Regions from separate parts of the Mus musculus genome. Here region 1 is linked to region 2. The links are chromatin loops, found by intact Hi-C in ENCODE. Cell type or tissue: left cerebral cortex. All regions are shown on one strand. Each heading gives the region's core, and the rest is flanking DNA. Links, peaks and the distances in the headings are about the cores only. Region 1 holds the start of F930015N05Rik (RIKEN cDNA F930015N05 gene). Region 2 has its middle 60 kb from the start of Gm40016.

What was found. A loop is a pair of places that touch in the nucleus more often than their neighbours do. Peaks named below come from ENCODE experiments on the same cell type or tissue, not always from the same donor. Only the 100,000 strongest peaks of a DNase experiment are listed, where the experiment ranks them.
Region 1: it touches region 2 in a loop (4-fold over the local background); 20 of 42 quality-filtered maps call a loop at or near these places.

The regions. Positions count from the first base shown.
Region 1 is chr11:64,435,392-64,443,725 of GRCm38, reverse strand. Hs3st3a1 (heparan sulfate (glucosamine) 3-O-sulfotransferase 3A1) reads right to left here. Exons shown (of 2, transcript NM_178870.5): 1 at 7,100-8,334. The coding sequence starts at 7,659. It overlaps F930015N05Rik (RIKEN cDNA F930015N05 gene), which reads left to right and starts at 7,052. Exons shown (of 1, transcript NR_028445.1): 1 at 7,052-8,334. In left cerebral cortex, for the core only: CTCF peaks have their summits at 1,337 (motif pointing right) and 4,595 (motif pointing right); DNase peaks (open chromatin) are centred at 5,749, 7,478, 7,843, 7,939 and 2 more places; H3K4me3 peaks cover 1,387 bases; H3K27ac peaks cover 456 bases.
Region 2 is chr11:63,400,231-63,408,564 of GRCm38, reverse strand. No RefSeq gene overlaps it. Among named protein-coding and RNA genes, the nearest start is that of Gm40016, 60 kb to the left of the region's middle. In left cerebral cortex, for the core only: a CTCF peak has its summit at 3,720 (motif pointing left); a DNase peak (open chromatin) is centred at 3,692.

The DNA.
Region 1 (8,334 bases), core at 318-8,317, 1.0 Mb before region 2:
AAAGATTGGTTACCCAGAAGCACGGAGGATACTAGGACAGTGGAGTTGGGAAGGGAGATGGTTGCTAAGTACACTAGACACAGGGGTGACTCATGTCCCATAGAACGCCATGCCACATCCTGCTATCCAAAAAGGCTCCAAATTTGAGAATCGTGAATTGTTTGTCTCTGGATTGCCCCATTGATGTGTTTTTAGACTATGATTGAGCACAGGTAAGTGGAACTTCAGTTATATGGAGGCTGCCACATAATGCCATTCATTCAACCATCTGCAGCATCCATGTGTGCCTAATTTGTCTCCACAAACACGTATTCTTCTGTTCTAGGCCCCAATTAAGAGAACACCTCCCTAAATGTATATGCTTCTTAATAATGAGTCACTGTTGTCTTCTCCCATGTGAAAGAGATTATGCGCCTTACCAGGTTTTAGGCCACCTTGACATTTTTCAAAAGTCACACTGCACCAGTGTGTTGCAAAGCTCAATTTGGAATCTTGGGACTGTCTTATTTACATGGGTTCTGGACACAGGGGATGGGGGTGGATGAATACCCACAGATGAAAGAATATTATGTTCAATGAATAATATCAGGACAACGTAGAAGATCTCAGCAAAAGAGGCCCCTGGGTTAACTAATTAAGCTCACTTCTGCCAGGCTTCCAGTCATGTCCCTACTCCTTCTGCTGTTTTAACCTGACCCCACCTATCCACAGGCCCAGAAATGCATCCCTAACTGATGTCATCACCATCCCAAGAGTTGTCCTGCACTTGGTAGGCACAGGACAAGCGCTGGAAGGGTTAAGCTGGCTTCTGTATGCCTCCTGTTCTATTAAGACCCTCCTCCAGAGCTGCACCACGCAGGGGAAGGAATAAGCCTGCAATAAAGTCATCTGGAAGCGTTTTCATCTGAAGCCAGCTTTCAGAAACAGAGGCAAAATGCACTAACAAAAGTAATCTGGGCATATGGCATTCCTTCCTCATGCACATGTCTAATATAAATCCTCTAATCATTTGTATCTTGCTTTTTGGGTTTATTGTCAAGTCAAGTCTTTTATTTCTCTCCAACAAATAAACTGCCGAGAGAGAGAGAGAGAGAGAGAGAGAGAGAGAGAGAGAGAGAACCACCCATACCTAAAGAGATCAGTACAGCAGCTGGGCTACGAAGCCTATACCTGCTATCTAAGTTCATTATTATTTCTTCCTTTCCCCTTCCCCTTCCCCTTCCCCTTCCCCCCCTTCCCCTTTCCTTTCCTTTCCTTTCCTTTCCTTCAAACACAATTAGTCTGGAAGTTGTCAGGGAAATTTACTGAGTATTTTACCACTAGGTGGCGCTACACAACACATTCAAAGTAGGTGGCTCACGAGCGAGAAGGAATTTTGTTTATATCCTTTCAAAGACTCTCTCTTGCATTCCTAATGGCAAGTACTTAACTGCATTATTAATAAACACTCCCCCCTTCCTGCCAGACATCTGCCATTGTCTGACAACTCCTGAGACCGGCTAAAACTGTACTCTGCAGTGTGGAACTCAAGAGAGGCGTTGGACAATCGTACGTGTTCAGGTGCCTGAGAAATATCAGCTACTCAAGAGTTGTATCTATCGTTGGAAGCAGGAATTAGGCGAGATCTGAGCACTGGGTTCACATATGTTTGCTTATTAGTTGTATCCATATATCCCACAGAAATCAAATCAACACAAGCTCTCAAGTGTTAAGCCTCTGACCAAGGCGAAGGCTAGAGGGCAGAAGTGTTGCTTCTTTCTTGTGCGTGTATATAAAAGGCACATGTCTGGTAAGAAACTTGCACAATTTTAACTCATGGCTTGAAGATAACAAAATTCCTAGACACCCAGGGTTTCATATTGTTGGGAAATAGAGACCAAGAAACTACACTAGATCGCCTTGTTTTATATTTTGGGTTTTTTGTTTTGTTTTTTGTTTGTTTGTTTTGGGGGGTGTTGTTTTTTATGTAGTTCCTCACTAGGGAACCAAACTAGCTTCAAGCTTGAGGTCTTCCTTATTCAACCTCCATAGTTCTGGGTTACAAGGTGAGTCACTGTGTCTGGCAAAACAAGTTCTCTTTATATGCCGCATCTCTATTAGGTGAGGGTAACGCTCTTTTCCTCTCCCCCCCCCCCAAAAAAATATCTAAGTATACAGGGTCCCTGCCTGGACCCAGACATGGAACTGATGGTGGGTACAATTTATATTTGCTTAAATGTGTCCCATAGAGAGACAACCACTTCTTATGGTTGTTTATATCAAGGACGGTTGTTTGCTTTGTGACCAACACTCTTCATGATGTGAACATCTGGTCTATGTAAGGTTAGCCCCTGTTGTCATTAATTGCACAGGCTGACTTTATTCCCATGACCCCTCTAAAATACAGACTTGGCGCTTATTCTTCCCTGGCCAATCAACCAGTTTATTTATGTGAGACAAATATTTGGGCCAGCGTGTTTTCTGTTAAAAGGGGGACGGGGAGCAGGAGATCATAACGCTGTGGGAGGATTTCCACCCAGAGATTGTCTTCACGTTCACACACAAAGTGTATCTGCATGCTCTGACCCTCAGATCATAAGGGGACGTACACACAAGGAAGTGCAGACCTGAGGTTTTGCAAGAGGTATTGCAATTCTTCTATAACCAGCATTTCTTAGATATTCCCCAACCATTTAATGAAGTTCTTCATACAAATGCCATCCCTCCCCCTTCTATTGTATTTCTACTTCCACACACACATACATGTATAGCACACACACACACACACACACACACACACACACACATGCACAGCTGATTAAGTTGCCAATGATATCTATGGGGGAGAAAGCCCAGAATTCCAGACAATGAGAGCAGGTGGGAAGTGTCTAGTCACTCAGAGCTCCTGGGAATTATAGTCATGGAGGAAATGCCTCCCTTTTTCTCTACACACGTGGACTCCCTAGGCTCAGAGTCCTCTTGGCCCTGGTTCTTTGCTTACTCAAGGACATTCATTGTCTCTGGACTTCACTCCATATGACCTTGCATGGGTGGCCAGGATCTGCACCTCCTTTAGCTTAAGTTTCAAACTCTTTGTGAAAGAAAGGGATGGTGGCCCAGAGGGTAGGATTGGCTCCTGGAGGTGCTGTGCAGCTGTTCCCAGCTGCCACGAGATGCAGCGCTCTCCCAGAAACCAGAAGTGCCTTTGTTCAAGTCATCGCTCCAGTGGCCTTGAAAAAGAAGGCCATGATCTATGATGTTGTAAGGTCAAAATGTTTCATATTTTGATGAAGTTAGGAGCTTCAAGTCTTCACACTAAGTACTTGTTCATCATTTCTGTATGTGATAATGTGATATTCTTGACCGAAATGGTCCAGTCTTGCTAATGATGGGAATTAAGATATGGGACATGGTAGTACTAAAGACAACATAGTAAATGCTTCTAAATATGGTCCAAATAAAGGCATAGAGTATTCAAGGAGCCACTTATGCGCATGTGTGCTTGTGTGCATGTGTGGATGTATAAATAGATAGAAGACAGACAGATGCACAGCAGGCCCTCTGTATCTATAGGTTGTATACCCAGAGGCTCAGCCAACTGCATGAAACTTACAGAAAAAAAAATTGCATCTGTGCTGAATATGTCCTGACTTTTTCTGCTATTATTCCTTTGACAATACTGTAGGAGCTCTTTACATAACATTTATGTCCTATCACACATTATAAATAATGCATACATGATTTAAAGTGCAGAGGAGGATGCTTTCAGTTATGTGTGAATATTGTACTATTTTATAGGAGAGACTGGAGCATCTGCAAAGTGTGATACATGCAGGGGGATGGGACAAATGGCCCCAAAGATACCAAAAGGAGTGTATATATGTGAACATACACATGTTCGTGTGTAGTTTATTTAAATACTTTACAAATATGTATCCTTTGTCTCTGTAAGGAAAATAGAATACCTTTTAGTTGGTACTGATGTAATAGACAAACGGGGAGCGGGCCCTTTTCATTCAGTTCAAAGCTCACCTGCCCTGGAACTACAGTAGAGAGATCCAGTCTTGACTTCCAGTAAAGATGTTTACATTTTGAAGAAAGGAAAAGGATGTACACTCCCTTTTATAGTCATACCACTCGTGCAATAGCAGTGGATATTGTTCACTTGGAATGAGTACTATCCCATGACACACAAGCCATAGACATTTGTCGTATTAATACTCTCTGCTCCATTAAGTCATGGGGGATGCTTTTCAAATTCAACAAGGAGGAGTTTCATACCCAAATACTTCTACTGGAGTGTGCTGAGTTGTTATATATATAAGTCCCCACACAGAAACATTTTTAGGGTGTTTGGTAGGAACATTAAAACACTTTAAATCAATAAGAATAATATCCTGTCTAGAGATTTTGAGTAACAAATTCATTTTCATTTTACTATAATTTTTTTTCAAAGATGGATTTATACTCTACTCTGGAAACACAGCTTACATTTCTATTTTCATCTTGATGGTGGAAATAAAGAAACACCTCAGCAACAGAAATTTCTAACTCTCAAACTCCCTCTCGAAGAGATTTCTTCAAACTTCCTTAAAGCGAAAGCTTTCTCCTTTTGTGAGGACAGTAGGGGGCACTCCCACCGCAAACTGTTAGGACAAATAGTGACAAAGAAGGAGAGAGACAGACAGACAGACAGACAGACAGACAGACTAGACATGTTTTGACTCCCCATATCACTAAGCATCAAAAGTATCACCTATATTTTTCTCTTCTCTAACTTTCTTCAGGGTGCAAATAAAAAGTTTGGTTTTGTTGTTGTTTTTTCCTGCCCCTGCCCCTGCCCCTGCCCCTGCGTGTGTGTGTGTGTGTGTGTGTGTGTGTGTGTGTGTGTGTGTGGTCTTAAGTATGCATAGAAATTCTATATTGCAAATTTGGGACAACTTACAACAGTCTAACCAGACCCTTCTTCTGAATATTAGGTAAATATAAGTAGCCAAAATGAACAGCAGCTTCAAGACAGCCTGTGTGGGGTTTTCTCACATAGAGACTTCAGTCTTCAGTCCTTCTCACAAACATCAAACTCCAAGTTCAGAGTCAAGATGAAAAGAACCCGTGGGGAAATTTTCATTAAATAATCCCATAATCCAGGCTCCACAGGTTGGGTCCTCTTAAATAAGAGTTTCTCATATAATTCAGTGAGCTTAAATTTATGCATTCAATAAAAAAAAAAAAAACCCACTCCACTGTGAATGTTAAAACAAAGACATTGTTCCGACACTTGGAAAATTAAATTCACCAAACCATGAAGCCTACTGTGCAGTTATTTTTGTAACCACCATAAATTGCTTTATAAAACTCCTCTACTGGATAAACAATCCAAGGAGATTTTCTTCATAGTAAAGGACAGGGCGGCCTTAAAGTTTATGACTTTTTCTTTTTCTTTTTTTTTTTTCCATACTTTTTTTTTTAAAGTAGTTGTGTTTCGAGTTACCTCAAAACCTTCTTGCTTTTACATGATTTCAGAAAGTTCCACAGAAAATCAGATCCAGGTCTGTAGATATACCATGCCCTCAAACAGACGTTACTGGAGTAAGAAGAAGCAATCCCATCTTGTGAAAATAAAGTTTAGTAGGGCAAAGCAAAAATGAAGGGGATTAGTACTAAATGTTTCACTATATTTAATTGTACCTCAGAGCCCAGGGCCGGCCTGTATGTCTCAGACTGATGGCTTGAAATGGGTCTCTCCCTGCACTGTATGAGGCCACATTCAATGCGAGCGGCTCTAGATAAGAGTTTTAGGGGTCTTTAATCACTTCATTCTTGTGTCCTTGGGGAATAGCACAGAACAGCCTTTGTGTCCAGAAGAAGGACCTGTTGTCCAGACTCAACAGGTCACTGCATAAGAACTTCCCAGAGGATAGGGCATAAATGACAGAAGCATGGGGGAGGGAGTATATTTAAGTGGCTGATGATTTTAAATGATATATATGCTATATCAGGGGAAAGCTGATTGTTTTTCTTTCCAATGACTGGGAAGTTACTGTTTTTAGAAGTGTTTAATGTTTGAATTTGATTATTATTTTTTTAGGACTAAACTATAAATTCAGCTCCCGAAATCAATCTGAACATGTTCTTGACTCTACAAGTGAATAAACTCGTCACATCATGTCTGTCTGTATTTTATGAATGGTTCCTTCCACGTGTACCTCAACTGTGTCATAACTTTTCTAATATTGTTTCAGTTATAATGAGAATGAATATTTTATGAACAGGCTGAACTTTATAAAAATGAGAAAATTCTAACCATATGAATTTTGTCCTTGAACTTGGAGGAGAGGGGAAAATAAATCAGTATTTTTTACCACAAACCAAATCCAGGCCACGCTAGAATTTATTAGAGTTTGGCTAACTCTGATATTATAGGTGATCTGAATTTGACACTGGCAAATCAGCTTATCCTGTAAATAACATTTACTTCCTAAATTGTATCCAGCGCATTTTCCCATGATTTCCCCCCCCCCTTTAAAATTAACTATCTTATTTGTAAAGATAATAGTTAGGAGATCTTTAGAAAAATTTCTGTCAGGCTGATAGTATTACCAACAAAGTGTTCTTTAAAACCCAGTTAGTCGTTGCTGGCACGTGATGAGGCATAGATTATCCAAACTACAGGGACTCTTGACACTTTTACTAAGTTTCTATATGACTTACCACCTTGGACAACTATCTGGCAAAGGGTCAAGGCAAATAAATACCGGAGCAAAGACCCATGTTAACCACAGGGAATTACCCCAAAGATAAAGGAATAGACATAGGCTTCCCTTGGTAAGCCCAGTAATGAGGAACAGTTTTCTAACTTAAAAGGAAACTCTCCTCTTTCCTTTTCTTTTCCTTTATCTAATTACTAGGGCGATTTCAAGGAATAAGATGTTTGGGGAACTGGGGAGCCCTGACAATTAAAATCAAGATCTCCATTCCTCTCTCCATCTGCCCCTCCCCAAGGGAGAAGAACGGGAGCCCAAGATGGGAACAGCTACTGCTCCCCCTTTGCCATCCCTTCCTAGTCTCCCCCTCTGCACAGCCAGCGCTCAGAAGTACCCATGGGGGTCCCCGCGCTCACCGGTACCAGGCGAGGCCCTTGTGGTAGCTGCGGTCAAAAAAGTGGGGCTCAGCACCCACGGCACGCACGTCGGGGTGCACGCGCAGGAACTCCAGCAGCGCCCGCGTGCCGCCCTTCTTCACGCCGATGATGATGGCCTGCGGCAGCTGCTTGCTGCCCTCGTCCAGAAGTAAGGCCAGGGTCCCCGGCTGGGCCTCGGCCACGCTGCTTCCCGCCCCGGAGCCTCCTGGTGCGGCGGCCAGCCCAGGGCTCTGCTCCTCCTGGTCGCTGCTGTCTCCTGGCCCCGACCGCCCGCGCCTCCTCCGTTGCCTCAGCTGCAGGAGGCGCTTCCTTGGCGCTCCCGCGGGCCACATCGCCAGTTCCCTGGGTCCTGCAGGGACGCCGCGCCCCGGGACCCCCGCGACGGGGCCCGAGCCGGGTGGGCAGCGCTCCGCCAGGCAGTAGAAGACGTAGAGGGAAGTGAGTAGCGAGCAGAGCATCAGCAAGAACTTCCTGAAGATGCTGCGCGACAGTGGCTCCGCCGGGCTGGGCTGGGCGCCGGTGGGACCCGAGGGGGCCATCCTAGCCAGAGGCGACCTCGGACGGCGAGCGGGCCATGCTAGGCCACGACTGTGCTGGGAGCTCCGCCATCCCCGCTGCCAGCCAGCGTGCTGCCCCGCGGCCGCATCGCCTGAGCCGCCCTGCGTGCCTGAGAGCTGCCCCGCTGGGCGGCAGCAGGGGCTGGAACTAGGGACCAAGCACTGCGAGCCCTTCTTGGGGTCCTGGGCTTCGGGCGACGAGGAGGAAAGGGGTGCGGGGCCGTGCTTAAGAAACCATGGTCTTGGGTCTGAAACGCGCCCGAGTCCTGAGCCTAGCTGCGCAGAGCTCCGCGCCCTGGGTCTCCGAGAGTCGCCCGGCAAGGGAGTCTCTGCGGCGGCAGTGGCGAAGGTGCTCGGCTCAGCAGGGTCCTGAGCGGTGCGGAACTTGGCTCAGCGATAACACATCCTTGGCTCAGTCCCCCGTGGAGCGGGCGCAGGACTCTCGGGCCGAAGAATTGTGTACGCTCCGGTTAGAACGAGTGACCCTTTTTCCAGCTTCTGCTCTCCTGGCCCGCCCAGGAGCGTGCCCTGAGTCCTGGCTCAGCTCGTCTCAGCAACCGAGCAAGCAAAGTCCCCCTAGTCCCTCTATCCGAATGGGACTCAAGCCTTCTGGCCTCTTGAGCGCTCCGGAAGTCTACCCACTCCTCTGGGGCCCCA
Region 2 (8,334 bases), core at 195-8,194:
TATGACAGCATAATTCATTTCCTAGAAATATCTACCAATGAGATCAGTCTTTGGCATGCTCTCTTAGTAGAAGTGTAGACAAAGGGAATTATGAAATACTCTCCTTTTCTCCAGTCCTAGCAGTAAATTCTCTAAGAGCATAAATCAAAGCAGGAGGTTGACTATGCCTACCACCCCATCACAAGTATCCAGTGTTGGTCCCCATACCCAGTCCAAACAATTTATGAATGAGTAAACAAGAGTAATAAAGTTGAGCTAATGTATATAGATACACTAAGAACTAATGTGCCAAGATACAACAAAAAAGTGCAGCATATCTTACTTCTACTATGTCTCTACTGACAACACTTGAAGTGCACACATAATTCAGTCTAAATGACTTGATGTTTTCATTAAGTGTAGTATGCTAGTGACTCTCTTAGGAGTCATTGGCTTCAGAACACACCTACGAGTCAGACAGAGCTTATTCTAAAATCTTCTACTGAGCTGTGGCCCTGTAAGGGGCAAAAGGGGGCAGAGCACCAGAGCTCTCTGCATTTACAGCTCAGTATGACTGCACCATCTAGTAACGCTGATATCTTGATGTTGTTTGACCAAGGCTCTCCTGCTGCCCACCTTAACCTCTAATTTTCTGTGTAGCCAAGGCTAGCCTTGCACTTCTGATCCTTCTATCCCTACTTCCCAAGTGCTGAGAGGTGTGCAGCACCATAACTAACACACATACCCTTTAACTTCTCTGATGTTCTTGTTTTCAAAATCACAAATCAGTGCTTTACAGAGCTGTGGGAATTTGGTAATATGTCCTGGAAAGCATTTCTGCTGAATCTCACAGAACAAAACAAGCCAGGAATGTAGGCAATGGCACCTAATACATGTGGACTTAGGATACCAATTTCTGCCACCTCATCTATCCAGAGCCTAAGACTTGTCTCTGCTTCTTGGTATAGAGTGAGGGAGGGATCCATAATCTTGATGACTGAAGGGCTGCATGCATTAGAATTCCTCATAGCCTTTATCTCTCAAGGACTGCTCTCAGACGCTCGGTTTATCCGTATCAAATGAGAAAGGCACAGTTGCTCTGTCTTCTGAATACTACAGTATTCCATTTTATACTAAGAGTGATAAGGGAGAATTATTAGTATCCTCCCAGACTATCTCATAGCTTCCAGAGAGGGTCAGATGGCATCACAGACAGTGGCATGCCAGTCTCATATGTCATTTATTTTAAATCGCCTTCACATGCCAGTTTACAGATCCCTTCTCCCCTGAAGTCTAGCACTTCATCCATCACGCAGGATTTGTCCATGTCTTTGATGCTACCCTTCCCCCATGAAGAATTTTATGTTGGAATCCATTGGGTTAAGAAATAGAATCATGGAGTCAGTCCATAAGAGTCACAATGCAAGTGATCATGTTCATCCATCAATTAGACCTGATGTCCCAAGGAGGCAGGCTCAGTCTTAGTCTGGTCTTAGGGCTGGCTCAAACACCACTTGAAGCATGCTTAAAGAAACTTCTATTGGGAAGAATAAGAATAAGAATAGAAAGAGGAGGAGTGACAGGAGAGGGAGGAGGAGGGGGAGGAGGAGGAGGAGAAAAAAGAGGAAGGAAGAGGAGGAGGAGGAAGAGGAGGAAGAGGAGGAGGAGGAGGAGGAGGAGGAGGAAGAGGAAGGAGGAGGAGGAGAAGGAGAAGGAGAAGGAGAAGGAGAAGGAGAAGGAGAAGGAGAAGGAGAAGGAGAAGAAGAAGAAGAAGAAGAAGAAGAAGAAGAAGAAGAAGAAGAAGAAGAAGAAGAAGAAGAAGAAGAAGAAGAAGAAGAAGAAGAAGCGCTCCTAGAAGTTGAGTTCCAGACTTAAGGTCGACGCACACAGCTCAGATTGACATTATCCTGTAGCTTTCCTCCAGGATCCGTGGAGAGCTAAGGATAAGAGGGTGAGCCATGGAAGACGAAGGCTCTGCTTTCACAAAATGTGTATTTTAGTCATGGATGGGTACACCAAACATAAACACAAGTCTGAGTAGTGGTCAGTGGCTTATAAAGATAACCAAATGCTTCTACACAAGTTGACAGAGTCCAGTAACCAGGTGACCACTCAGACCCTCTGGTGGTAATGGAGGAAGCAGATCTCACCCTCAGAAGTTTGGAGTGGAGAGAACCTTAGGCCTGAGGAACAGCAGCTGAGGGTGGACGTACTAACAGGAGATAGGTAGGCCAAGGGTTGAGAGGTCACATCAAGCATGCAGGAGTCTGTGCACTGTGGGCAAAGGCATGGCTTTTCCTGTTGATTGGACATCTCCAAGATCACCTGGGTAGAAAGAAAGTGAGTGTTTCCTCAGAAGCAGGGTGCTGTGATTAGATGAGACTTGCCTCTCAGGAAACCCATGTTAAATGAAGCCGCTGTGATCAGTGAGGCTGTAGAAAATGTGGGAATTTAACAGCAGAGGCCTCAGCCAGATCTTGTGGTGCATGTCAATTCTGAGGAGGTCCAGGCAGGAGTATCAGAAGTGCAGGCTACCTTGTGCTATATATGGCAGGACCCTGACTTTAAACAAAGTGGAGCTTGGAGATTCTTAGGTCAATGGGGGGAATGCCTCCAAGGGGATTTGGGGACTCCCTACTCCTTTCAGTTGTGAGATGTGATCTGGGATGGCACAGCAGACCTGGTGTGTGTATTGGGGTGCAGGGGCTCAAAGCCTGTAAGATGTTTCCAGTTTAAACACTCTAAACCAAATAAAACTCTTTTCTTAATAAAATTACCCTGCTCTCAGTACTTTTGTTACTGTGTTGAAAATGGAACGCAGACGACAGCACACATGCAAACTAACATGAGCACGGAGATCAGAAGCAGAGCTGAGAGCGATGGCACAGAACTTTAATCCCAGTACTCAGGAGGCAGAGGCAGGTGGATTTCTGAGTTTGAGGTCAGCCTGGTCTACAGAGTGAGTTCCAGGACAGCCAAGGGTACACAGAGAAAGCCTGTCTCGAAAGGAAAGAAATTCCAAGCAACTTCTACCCCCAATTATCCCAATTATGAAAATTATGAATAATATAGAATTGTACATTTGACTCTTGCTAAAGCCTTCCAAAAGGCGCTTCATACACTATTCTGACTCCTGTTCTGTGCTCTGGGTTCTCTCAGGCACTGATTACCGAGTTTTCTGATCTTTGGAGCGCTGGTCCTCAGCAACTGGGCTTTGGAACCCCGTTTTCCTTAGCAATTAGAGGGATTTGGGCCTGAGCCTCCACCTCCCTAGAGGTCAGTCCTTTCATTTGGCCACCAGTCAAGTGCTGACTGACATCGGCAACCTCTGCTCACAAGGTTAGAGCTGGATGGTTCATTCATAAGCGGCACAAGTTCATTTGTGTAAAATCAAACCCGTTTGATATGTACACATACAAAGTTTCTATAGCTGAGAAAGCCACACACCAGTCTCTGAGCCGTGATGGGTTGGCCGGGTGAACTCAACCTCAGAGGATGACTGCATCCCACCCCATGATTCTTTCCACGCTTCCTTGTGCAGGAAAGGCTGTCCTCTCTCGGCTCCTTAAGAACCTAGCACCTCTAAATCAGGAAGACAGTCTTATTTTCAAAATTCAAGAAATTCGAGGAAGGAAGAGAAAGCTATTTTGCATTTTTGCTAATTGGCATCCTGAGAACGGTAAGGTGAAGAAGCGCCTGAACCCTAGGGAGTATTGCTGAGGGTAAGGCGCCCTCTACCGGTGGACACGCCAGTGAGGCACTGTACACCCGAGAAGTTTTTATTTGGGACCACTTGTTTGGATCCTATTACCTACAAATCTCTTTTCCTAAGAGATTTGGAAGAAAACAAACGGGCCATGACCTATTCAATAGAAACATTGTACTGATTTTTCTCCTGATGCAGGATGTTTTCCAAGTTTGTATTACGGGAACACAGAGCAGGCTGGGCTTAGAGCTGATAAAGGCTGTGGTGGGTGTTTATGGAAGCGGTCTGGTGAAATGCTATAGACGCATCTTGTAAGTCAGACTGGCCTCATTTATGGTTTTCCTGCCTCTACCTCCAATTTGCTGGTATGAATGCCCTGGTCTTGGGATTGCCCCTTGAGATTTACTTTAAAACCCTGTGGCGTTGTATGGAAGAAAAGGCTGATGTGCCCAGGACAAACAGACAGTTTCTTAGTGCTAGAGCTGGTGGAACCAGGTCTCCAGGTTTGAACTGAGCCTGGAAGATGGCATTGTGGGCTGGTAAGGGACTGAGGGTGGTCTTGACATTTCACAAGTTACCAAGGACCCAAGTGTCCCTTTATATGTCTCTCTCCTATATATTTTAATACAGCACATAACTAAGTCTGTTCGGTTCAATTTGCCACCGTCAGCATCACGGCCATTCTGCAGGGACACAGGAATCAGGTACAAATGTTAGGATCAGATTCAGAACTTGTTGATTAATTGTTTGCGCTTATTGGTTGGCCTTCCATCGGGACGATGAACTGAGTTCTTAGAAAGATGAATTAGCCATAGACTCTGCCCTGGAAACATCTCTAAGGGAGGAGACAAGATGCAGACAAATAACTCAGATGAGGCACAAAGGGCTGAGTGGCGAGAGGGATATGGGATTCCGACCGTTAGTGGGAATCATCTAAAACAGGACGGTCTTTCTGAGGAACCAGGAAGAAATTTTCTTTCACTGTTTCACCTTTGACCGCTGACCTTGCCTTAGCTAGGATACTCGGCCATAGGAAACGGTAAACTACAGTGGCTTCATAATTGTGCTCCAATATTTGGGAATATTGTAAAAAATACATTTTTAAACAAAGAAAAATAGTGTGGCTATGAACTTATAAGAGAAAGCATTCCAGTGTCTGCCTGCCTCTGGGTGAATATCGTGCCGTCATTACAGCATGAGCACAGACTGTTGGTGTAACTGAGGACTGTGAGTCTTCAAGAGCAGGAGCAGAGAAAGGACATTGAATGTGTGACCACAGAAGAGAATTAGATACCCACACACAGGGAAAAGACAACATGGTAATATCTAAAATTATGTTAATACAATTTAAACAGTGTGCTTGGTAATATGGGCTTTAAGAGCGCAGTCAGCTAAATGCTGAAAAATGACCAGTTTGGCTGCAAAGCTTTACATTAAAATAATGTAAAATTCATGACCCCATTTATAAATAGCCAAAGAGTTAAACTGTTAGCTAAACCAAGAGTGGTGATTCTTGCCTGTAATCCCAACATGCAAGAGAATGAGGATTGCTACGCCTCTGAGGCTAGCCTAGGCTACATGCCAAGACCTTGTCTCAAAAACAAACAAACAAACTAATTAATTAACTAATTAATCAAAGAAACAGTTCTTGGAGTGTAGCTCAGTTGGTAGAGTGCTTGCTTAGCATTCAAGAAGTCCTGGATTCAAGTCCCCAAACTGCACAGAACAGATATGGTAGTTAGCACATGCCTACAATCCTAGCATCTAGGCACAGGATGGGATGGAGGGAAGAGGATGAGACGTGTAAGGTTCTTCTCAGCGGTACACAGGCTGTTCAATGTCAGGATAGGGAACACGAGGTCCTCACCCCACCCCACCCTCCCCCATCAAAAAAACAGAAGGAAGAAAGCTTAGCTAGCAGTTACTTAACAAAGGCAGAGAGGTCCGGATACATGGCTCTGTTATGCAACTCCTGATGGCGGACAATTAAAGGGATACACAGGCTCTTGGTTCTGTGAGGTTTAATGATGGAAGGGAGGGAGGGGATGGTAGAGAAGACCCAAGCTTGCTCATTCACCCAGTCCATTCATCCTTGGTAAATTGAATTAGTTTTGTTTTGTTTAATATTCAATTTCTCCTCGGGTTATTTCAGGCAGGTAGCCTCCTTTTCTCAGCCCTTTTCTTCACTTTAAACTGGTGGTTCCCACAGAAGGTTACAATGTGTGCCTCTTTGCTGGATAGGAAACTCCATTCCATTTGGAAGGAAACAGAAAAAGAAACATCTGAGTGAGAAAGAGTGGTGGGATTTAAAAGAAGACATGCTGGCTGCAGCAAAGGAATTGAGTTCATGCCTGAGAATCAGGAAGAAGTCCCAAGGAACCAATGAGAGAGGGGAGGACAGGTACAGAAGAACAGGAGGCCAAGGGAGAAACCCAGGACCAAAGGATGGTGGAGCAATTCTCAAAGGAAAAGCCATATCATTTCAGGATTCCAGCATTAAAAACATCCACTGTTTTCAGATGATGGGTTCCCACAGCAAGCAGACAGTTTCTAACAAATCATTCTACCCAGAAGGAAGAAAAACACCAGAGAATGGGACAGCAAGCAAGTCTTGTGACAACTTAGCCACTCCCAAGGTGCTGACAAGTCTCCCTTCACACAGACCTGAGCACCTCTGCCATGTGTGACACCGTTAAACCAGCCAGCTTCTCTTTGCCATGGATGCCACAGGATGCTGTTGCAGCCTGAACTTCGCAGCAGTAACCAGCAGGCTACAAGTCATCTTTAATAAACACGGGCAATAAAATACATCTGTATTAAACAAGAGCTCAGACAAGAGCTGCAGAAGGCAGTTGTTTGAAGCATGCCTCCAGCCGACCGGGGGACGGTAAAATATTCCAAGCTGGGAAGAGGAGAAGAACCGTTGCATTGCATTTGATGGGTTCAGTGCTAAGTCTGAGTGAACGAGACCCGTATTTATCCAGCTCTCACCAGGACAAATGGGAATCTCATTGTAAAAATGAGTCTGAAATCAAAACATCTGCTCCTTTTAAAAATAATGTAAAATTCATGAATTCATGGGAAAAATCAAGTTTAAGATGTCAGCTATTATTAACAAAAGCTGAGAAATGAGAGAGTAGAAGGTTATGTGTACTCAAAAGATGGCTTCCGTCCTGACTGGGAGAATTAGTTGATGTTAAGAAAAAGAGAGCTTTTGAAACGAGAGAGATAAATATCAAAGACTGAAGGCAAAGAAAGCCCACGGAGCCAACAGAAGTCATTCAGGAAACAGCCCTAAACAGCACTTTAAAACTCAGGGCTATGTGTTAGCAACCAGTACAGACCTCGTTTAGGTAAGTACTGGTATATCCAACCGCCTCTCTGAGAAGCCAGACACCCAGGTTGGTTCCGCCAAATCCAGCCAGTCATTATCTGTAAGGCAACACCAAAACCAAAAAGCATTTGGGATGAAAAAAGCAAAATATTGAGCTGAAACACGTCAGTCAAAAATCAAACGAGTCTATGACAGACTCGTACAAATATAAACCGCACAAACCTCGAACTTTGGGACAAAGGTATGGAGAAAGGTGGGTGCTTGCTGCTTTGGATAAAAGCTACAAATATTTCTCAAAGTCGAAACTAGGCAAACTTAATGAAACTGCTAGAGAACTGTGTCAGGGCATCCAAGAGTCATGCTGCTCACTCTCGATGAAATAGCAAAACTCATCTATACACTCAGAAAACCAAGATGCACTCGTTTAGAGTCCACAGGAGGCACCTGTGCATATGTGTGCTCATGTGTGTTCCATGTGTGTCTGTAGGTGCTCACACATGTGTGTGTTCATGTTGGTGGAGGCCAAAGGGTCTTTGAGTGTCTTTCCCAATAATTTTTCCGCCTTACATTTTTGGGGCAGGGTCACTCACTGATTTGGCTAGGCAGGCTGGCTAGTGACCTCAGCAGAGCGCCTCTCTCTTCCTCCCAGAGCTGGGATTACAGAGGTGTGCCGCCATGCCTGGCCTTTTACAAGGGTGCTGCCACTCAAACTCAGGTCAGCTTGCTTTCACAGCAAGCTTGTTACCGACAGAATCATTTCTACAGACATGGATCTATATTTCAACAAAACACTTGGGGGTCACACACATGTGTGTAGAAATCCAGTCATCCACCCTTCCCCTGCTTTCCTTTTCTTTATGACCAGAGGAAAAAATAAAACTAACAATAAATGATGAAAACACTAAGTCACAGAGCAGGACATGTATAGTTTTCTGTATGTGGGTGATTTGCCTGCACATATGTCTGTGCACTGGGTGTATGCCTGGTGCTTGCGGAGACCAGAAAAGTGCATCAGATCCACTGGAATGGGAGTTATAGACAATTGTGAGCTGGGTTCTGGGAACTGAACTCAGGTCCTCTGGAAGAGAGGTCAGAGCTCTTAACTGCCGAATCATTTTTCCAGCCCAGAACAGAAAATTTACAAATATTCCTGTTAGCGATTCATGGAAAAATAATAATCCATAGTGCAATTGCAGATGTTGATAAATAAGGAGACAGTTTCACTCTGATTCGTTGAGATTTGAGTGCACTTATTCAGATGTGTACAAGTTCCCTGGGCAGACGGTGTGTAGGAAAACAGATCGTTGGTAGCAGG